Regions from separate parts of the Homo sapiens genome. Here region 1 is linked to region 2. Evidence: chromatin loops called from intact Hi-C (ENCODE). Cell type or tissue: HCT116. All regions are shown on one strand. Links, peaks and the distances in the headings refer to the core of each region. The heading gives the core; the rest is flanking DNA.

Region 1 (2,500 bases), core at 1-2,500, 390 kb before region 2:
ACCAGGGAGATGAGACATACCAGGGCTGGGCAGCTGTGGGGGTCCTTCCAGAGAGGAGCTGAGATACGCCTACCTGGAGGGGCCCCTGGGCCTGGAGGGGCTCCTCAGTGTGACTGGGTGAAGTGTTTTCAGAGGACCAGGGTTGAGGTTGGGGGCATCTCATCCAGACCCTGCCGGCATCTGCCCCAGAACCCAAGGGCCCCTCCTTCCTCCCTCCTCAATGGAAATGCTGGAGATGTCCTCAGTCACCCTCTGAGCACTCACACATCACCCCTTATTTGGAAATTTTTCTCACTCTAACCTTCCTTCCTGCCGCACCTTCTGCCCCATCCCCAGGCTCTGGCCTCTCTCTCTCCTCTTCTACCCTTTAGCAGGTAATGACTCAGTTCCCACTGAGGAGCCAGCTGTAGGTGAGAGTTTGGGCTCTCGGTGAGGTTGGGAGAAGGAAAAGGCTTATGGGCCAGGGGGTGGGAGGGAGAATGGGCACAGCCAGAGCAGAGTGGAAGGGTTGGGGGAGGCGATAAAGACAGATGTTTCCGTATTACCATTTTTCTTTCATGGTCCGAGGGAGCTGCCCTTCCCCCAAGCCCAGGAAAGTGAAAAGAGAAGCAGGAACAGTAAAATACTCCACAGGAAAGAAAAATCTTAGTGATCCCTCCTGCTGTCTCTTTCCTTTTGCCTATTCTGGCAAATTTTGTAAGTGAAATTTGTTACCAAGATGTGAAAATCTTATAAGAAAGTCTCTAAATATTTGAGAATAAAATTATCAATGTCTCAGCTCTGCAGGCTGAAAAAACGGAGGCTTTACAAAATAAAATCATGCTTGGAAAACTTCTCCTCTGAGGGATGTCAAAGGCTGCACTGAATAAGCTCTAAGGTGGTGCTGAAATGAGTCATTTATTTGCCTGTGTAAGCTCAGGCAGGTGTTGGAATTGAGGAAGTATAGGTAATGAAAAAAGTAAACATGTCCTCGGGACATAGCGACTGGTGATGACCACACAATCAACACAATAAACTCTAGCATTCACATTGTAGTCCAGCTCATTCAAGCAAAGCTATCTCCAATAGGGAGTTTACCCTGTACAGAACACGTGCATTTCCACCTGTTCTCAGACTGACCCTTTGCTCATCACAATAGTGAAAAAAAACACAGCCCTGGGTGGAGATTTAAGATGCTAATGAGTCATGAGATGTATGAACAAGCATGTACAGCTACTGCACACGTGCACCCAGAAGACCGCCCAGAACATGCTTGCTAGTAACACCTCTTCCCACCCACCTCCTGTGAATAATCATGTAAGACTCCCATAAAGGGAGTTTCTCCAGCAGTGATCAATGCTGTCTCATCCTTAGGAGCAGCCCACCCTGAATCCTCTCAGGGTGTACAGTTTATTTTGCACTTAACTTTCAAAATAATATTTTTCCTTTGTAATAAATTGCTTTGTACTTCATCTCCTTTGCTGCGTGTTTCTTGTTTAAATTCTTTTAAATGAAGAAGTCAAGAACCAAGGTATTACAACAGCCGTCAACATTTCCGGTGCCATGACTCAGAGGTTTGTCTGCTTCGTTGGTTTCAGTTTCCCTTCACTACTGGTGAGTACTATGGCAGCCAGAGACCCCTGATTGACTATCACTGCTTTCCCCAGATCTATTAAGGTTTTGGGGGAGGACCTTTTAACTCACTCACATTCTTTGAGCAACTAATTGTGATTGCTTTCCATTTGGCTGCTGCTTTTACAGTGTTTACAATTACCTTATTTGGATGGAACGCCCTGATTATTCAGCCTTGGGACTTTTGCTGCTTCTGTTTCACTTTTTGTTTTGCTGTTCCTCCCAGGACTGCACCTGATCTGTACTTACTGGCTATTGTAACTTTTTTTTTTTTTTTTTTTTTGAGACAAGAGTCTCACTCTGTCACCCAGACTGGAGTGCAGTGGCTCTATCTCGGCTCACTGCAACCTCCACCTCCTGGGCTCAAGCGATTCTCCTGCCTCAGCCTCCCAAGTAGCTGGGATTACAGGCGTGCACCATCACGCCCGGCTAATTTTTGTATTTTCAATAGAGTCGGGGTCTCACCATACTGGCTCAGCTGGTCTCGAACTCCTGACCTTATGATCAGCCCACCTTGGCCTCCCAAAGTGCTGGGATTACAGACATGAGCCACCGCGCCCAGCACTTGTTTGTTAATCAAGTAATCTCTTCAAAGATTTTTGTTCACCTTGAGGGACACATTAGATCTACTTTTGCCAACAGTCCCCATTCCTCCAGGCTCTGTGTGTTCTGAGACTCCTCTGAGTCTCAGAGGAGTGTGTTCTGAACGTCTCCTCTGAGAACAGGAGACGTTCCAAGAGGCCATCCATGTTGAGTGCAGGATGTGTGGCCACATGGATGTGTAGTCATGGGGACTATAACCAGGCATTCCAAGCATGATGACTGGACATTAAAAATGGCAGATCAGTGAAATAAGGAAGGGCTTGTTGGTGAGACATCCAGGCTCCCC
Region 2 (5,200 bases), core at 1,123-3,622:
TACCATGTTGTCCAGGCTGGTCTCAAACTCCTGGGCTCAAGTGATTTGCCCACTCGACCTCTCAAAGTACTGGGATTACAAGCATGAGCCACTGCGCTTGGCCAACCTCAGCTCTACAAAAAAGAAAAAAAAAGTCCAGGCACAGTGGCTGACTCCTGTCATCCCAGCACTTTGGGAGGCCAAGGAGGGCAGATCACTTGAGGTCGTTAGTTCAAGACCAACCTGACCAACATGGAGAAACCCCGTCTCTACTAAAAATACAAAATTAGTCGGGCGTGGTGGCGCATGCCGGTAATCCCAGCTACTCGGGAGGCGGAGGCAGGAGAATCACTGGGAGACGGAGGTAGTGGTGAACTGGGATCGTGCCATTGTACTCCAGCTTGGGCAACAAGAACAAAACTCTGCCTAAATAAATAAATAGATAAAATTAGCCAGGTGTGCTGGTGTGTTCCAGTAGTCTTAGCTACTTGGGAGGCTGAAGCAGGAGAATCACTTGAGCCCAGGATTTCGAGGCTGCAGTGAGCTATGATCTTGCCACTGCACTCCAGCCTGAATGACAGGGTGAGACCCTGTCTCAAAAAAAAAAAATCACTACTGACAGATCATAACAGATAAAATAATCAAGAAAAAGTTTGAAATATTGCAAGAATTACCAAAATGTGCCACTGAGACACAAAGTGAGCACAGGCTATTGGAAAAGTGGCACCTACAGACTTGCTCAACACAGGGTTGCCACAAACTTCAATATATAAAAAAATGCACATCTGTGGAACACAATAAAACAAGGTAATACCTCTACAGGGATTGGTACAAGAGTATGCCAGACACTCTTGTATGTGTATCACACAGCTACAGGAGATAATACAGCACATAGAAGTGAAGGATGACATGTAATATGCCATGTGTCCACCCCTTACCGCATGCCCCCTTCTGGCTCCTTTTACTATTACATTTTTTAGAGACAAGGGTCTCACTCTATCACTCAAGCAGGAATACAGTGGTGTGATCATTGCTCACTGCAGCCTCGATCTCCTGGACTCAAGCAATCCTCCTGCCTCAGCCTCCCAAGTAGCTTGGAATACTGGTATGTGCCATCACACCTGACTTTTTACTTTTATTTATTTTTGAAAGACAGCATCTTGCTATGTTGTCCAGGTCTCAAACTCCTGGTCTGGCTCCTTTTATTTATTTTATTTATTTATTTATTTTGAGATGGAGTCTTGTTCTTGTTGCCCAGGCTGGAGTGCAATGGCTCAATCTCAGCTCACTGCAACCTCTGCCTCCCGGGTTCAAGCGATTCTCCTGCCTCCGCCTCCCGAGTAGCTGGGAGTACAGACGTGCGCCACCACACCCAGCTAATTTTTGTATTTTTAGTAGAGACTGAGTTTCACCATGTTGGCCAGGCTGGTCTCAAACTCCTGACCTTGTGATCCGCCCGCCTTGGCCTCCCAAAGTGCTGGGATTACAGGCGTGAGCCACCGCGCCCAGCCTGGCTCATTTTATATGAATACATGTTGTTGTTGTTGCTGTTGTTGTTGTGAGACAGTCTCGTTCAGTCGCCCAGGCTGGAGTGCAGTGGCACAATCTTGGCTCATTGCAACCTCTGCTTCCCAGGCTCAAGCGATTCACGTGCCTCAGCCTCCCGAGTATCTGGGTTCACAGGCGTGTGCCACCACACTCGGCTAATTTTTGTGTTTTTAGTACTGACGGAGTTTTGCCATGTTGGCCAGGCTGGTCTTAAACACCTGGCCTTAAGTGATCCACCCGCCTTGGCCTCCCAAAGTGCTGGGATTACAGGTGTGAGCCACCACACCTGACCTAATATATGTTTTTTCCTTTGTATCTGTGTTTCTAGCTCTGTGTCACAGTACTTTTGTAGACTGTCCAGTTCCCACCCATCACTGAAGTAATTCAGAGCTTTCTTTTGGAGAAGCAGTCATCTCATGGTTAAGAATGCTGGTTTGGAATGAGTCTAGGTTCAAATGTCAGCTCCCCCGCAATCCCCACAATTATGTTATACAACCTTTTTTTTTTTGAGACAGGGTCTCACTCTGTCAACCATTCTGGAGTGCAGCGGTGTGATCATATGATCATAGCTCCCCGTGGCCTTGAACTTTGAACTCCTGAGCTCAAGTGACCCTCCCACGTCAGCCTCCAGAGTATTTGGGACTACAGACACACATCATCACGTTTGGCTCACTTATTTTTATTTTTTGTACAGACAGAGTCTCACCGTGTTGCCCAGGCTGATCTAAAACTCCTGGCCTAAAGCAATCCTCCCACTTCGGCCTCCCAAAGTGCTGGGATTACAGGTGTGAGCCACTGTGCCCAGTCTAATCTTGAACAAATTATTTTACCTCCCTAAGCTACCGGAACAACCACACATGCCACACAACCTGGGAAGGACCAACTCAGCCATTCTCCAGCAGCGAAGTGGCTGCCACCCCAGGGATATCTAACTAGAGGATGTGGGATGGAGGCGTCATGGCAAGGCAAGGCCTGCCCCCTGGTGGTCAGAGAGCATGGGAGGCCCGAGCTACCAATGGTGGCTTTTCTCAACTGGGCCTTGATTCCAGCTTCTGCCCGATCCCCTACCTTGCTTGCCTCCTTCTATCAACACCCCATTCACACCCCAAAGGATCAATATAGGAAAAATTGTCTCTACTATCTCAGCTGTAAGAAGCCCACGGTTTGGGGAGGGAGAAGAGGTCACCACCAGTGGGGACGTGGAATAAGTAACTGGCTGGGGATAAAACTCCACTCTTCCGGCCGGGAGCAGTGGCCCACGCCTGTAATCCCAGCACTTTGGGTGGCCGAGGTGGGCAGATCACCTGAGGTCGGGAGTTCGAGACCAGTCTGGCCAACATGGTGAATCCCCATCTCTACTAAAAATACAAAACTTAGCCAGACGTGGTGGTGCGTGCCTGTAATCCCAGCTACTTGGGTGGCTGAGGCACGAGAATCACTTGAATCCAGGAGGCGGAGGTTGCAGTGAGCCAACATTGTGCCACTGCACTCCAGCCTGGGCAACGAGCAAAACTCCGTCTCAAAAAAAAAAAAAAACAAACTCCACTCTTCCACAGTGTACACTCAATCACATGGTTCTACTCCACGTCCCAAGGCAATGTGGCTTAGAAGACAAATCAGCCTAGGTTGGAGTCCTGGTGCCACTACTGTAAACTGGGGGTACCACCTGTAAACTTCCAGACCCCATTGCCCTAGGTGTTCAATGTGTGGTTCTTCTCCAGTGCTTCCCCCGTCCTGTGCAAGGGTGGCAGTGCCATTGCTACACCTGGACTCAAGGGCATCCTGCTCTCCCAGCTCTTTTCTATATCTAAGACTTCTAAACATTTGTCATAGCTAAAAATGTTCCAGATTCCAAAGACAGTATGTGGGGTTTTTTTTTCAGTCCATCTAGAATAAATCCTGATATGTGTGTACATTCAAGGGACCCCTTTTAATAACTCTGAGAACCTCTAGGGAAGGCTAACCTGCAAGACAGGAACTGCTGCGCTAATCAGCACAGTGGGCACAAGAATGGAACTTTTTTTTTCTTTTTTTTTTCTTGAGACAGAGTCTTGTTCTGTTACCCAGGCTAGAGTGCAGTGGTGCGATCTCGGCTCACTGCAACCTCCGCCTCCCGGGTTCAAGAGATTCTCCTGCCTCAGCCTCCTGAGTAGCCAGGATTACAGGCACCCACTACCATGCCCAGCTAATTTTCATATTTTTAGTAGAGACGGGGTTTCACTATCTTGGCCAGGCTGGTCTTGAACTCCTGACCTCGTGATCCACCCACGTCGGCCTCCCAAAGTGCTGGGATTACAGGCGTGAGCCACTGCATCCATCCTGGCCAAGGATGGAACTTTTCTAAAGAAATTATTCCCAGGCACTCAAGAGGAAAGGCAACAAATAAAACAGTGTTGAAGTGGATGTGCACTGGTCTCTGTTTTTGTGTGTGTTTTTTTTGTTTTTTTTTTTTTGAGAGGGAGTCTCGCTCTGTCGCCCAGGCTGGAGTGCAGTGGTGTGATTTCCGCTCACTGCAACCTCTGCCTCCCGGGTTCAAGCGATTCTCCTGCCTCAGCCTCCCAAGTAGCTGGGACTACAGCGCCTGTCACCATGCCTGGCTAACTTTTTTGTATTTTTACTAGAGACAGGGTTTCACCATGTTGGCCAGGCTGGTTTTGAACTCCTGACCTCAAGTGATCCACCTGCTTCAGCCTCCCAAAGTGCTAGGATTACAGGCGTGAGCCGCCGCACCCAGTCTCTGGTCTGACTTCTTTAACAACAAGCTGTGGGCTGGCTGGATGTAGTTGAGGCCAATAAACTCCCAACTCAGACCATGAAAACAGGTGAAAACACAAAAGTCCACAATCCAGCACAGGTGATCTCATCTTTCCCCCACCCCCACCAGGGTTCCTCTACGTGCTGGCAGGGGTGAGATTGGGTGACTTCTCTGGCCAAGTCTTATCAATATTTTTCAACTAATGAATGGCTCCCAGGTGATGATACTTTCAGCTTCTGAGAACAGCTTCTCCTCTGAGGCTCATAGCATCTGACCTCACGACCTTCAATCTCTCCTTGGTGTCGTCCACTCGCCCTCACATTCATCAAGAGCCCATCCCTGACTCTGCAGCCTCTTCTCTATTTATTTTTTCTTTCTTTTTTCTTTTTTCTTTTTTTTTTTTTTTGAGACAGAGTTTTGCTGTTGTTGCTGGAGTGCAATGGCGTGATCTTGGTTCACCGCAACCTCTGCCTCCCAGGTTCAAGCGATTCTCCTGCCCCAGCCTCCAGAGTAGCTGGGATTACAGGCACCTGCCACCATGCCAGGCTAATTTTTGTATTTTTAGTAGAGAAAAGGTTTCACCATGTTAGCCAGGCTGGTCTCGAACTCCAGACCTTGTGATCCGCCCACCTCGGCCTCCCAAAGTGCTGGGATTATAGGCGTGAGCCACCATGCCCAGCCCACTTCCTCTCTATTTCAACCTCTGCCAACTCCTTAATGGACTTAATGTCCATATGAATGACTTTTTTTTTTTTTTTTTTTGAGAGAGAGTCTTGCTCTGTCACCCAGGCTGGAGTGCAGTGGCGTGATCTCGGCTCCCTGCAAGCTCCACCTCCTGGGTTCACGCCATTCTCCTGCCTCAGCCTCCCTAGTAGCTGGGACTACAGGCACCAGCCACCATACCTGGCTAATTTTTTT

The links. Hi-C counts contacts between places; a loop is a spot of excess contacts. Peaks named below come from ENCODE experiments on the same cell type or tissue, not always from the same donor. Only the 100,000 strongest peaks of a DNase experiment are listed, where the experiment ranks them.
Region 1: a loop joins it to region 2, with 10 times the contacts of the local background. A loop is called at or near these places in 2 of 110 quality-filtered maps.

The regions. Positions count from the first base shown.
Region 1 is chr6:31,202,518-31,205,017 of GRCh38, forward strand. HCG27 (HLA complex group 27) reads left to right here. Exons shown (of 2, transcript NR_026791.1): 2 at 1-1,451. Among named protein-coding and RNA genes, the nearest start is that of HCG27, 6.0 kb to the left of the region's middle. RefSeq lists enhancers at 1-519, 678-1,398, 1,399-2,118, 2,119-2,500. In HCT116, for the core only: no CTCF peak of the experiment used is centred there; DNase peaks (open chromatin) are centred at 974, 1,104 and 1,544; H3K4me3 peaks cover 1,929 bases; H3K27ac peaks cover 2,267 bases.
Region 2 is chr6:31,596,249-31,601,448 of GRCh38, forward strand. No RefSeq gene overlaps it. Among named protein-coding and RNA genes, the nearest start is that of NCR3, 5.8 kb to the left of the region's middle. RefSeq lists enhancers at 981-1,481, 1,482-1,982. In HCT116, for the core only: a CTCF peak has its summit at 2,505 (motif pointing left); a DNase peak (open chromatin) is centred at 2,493.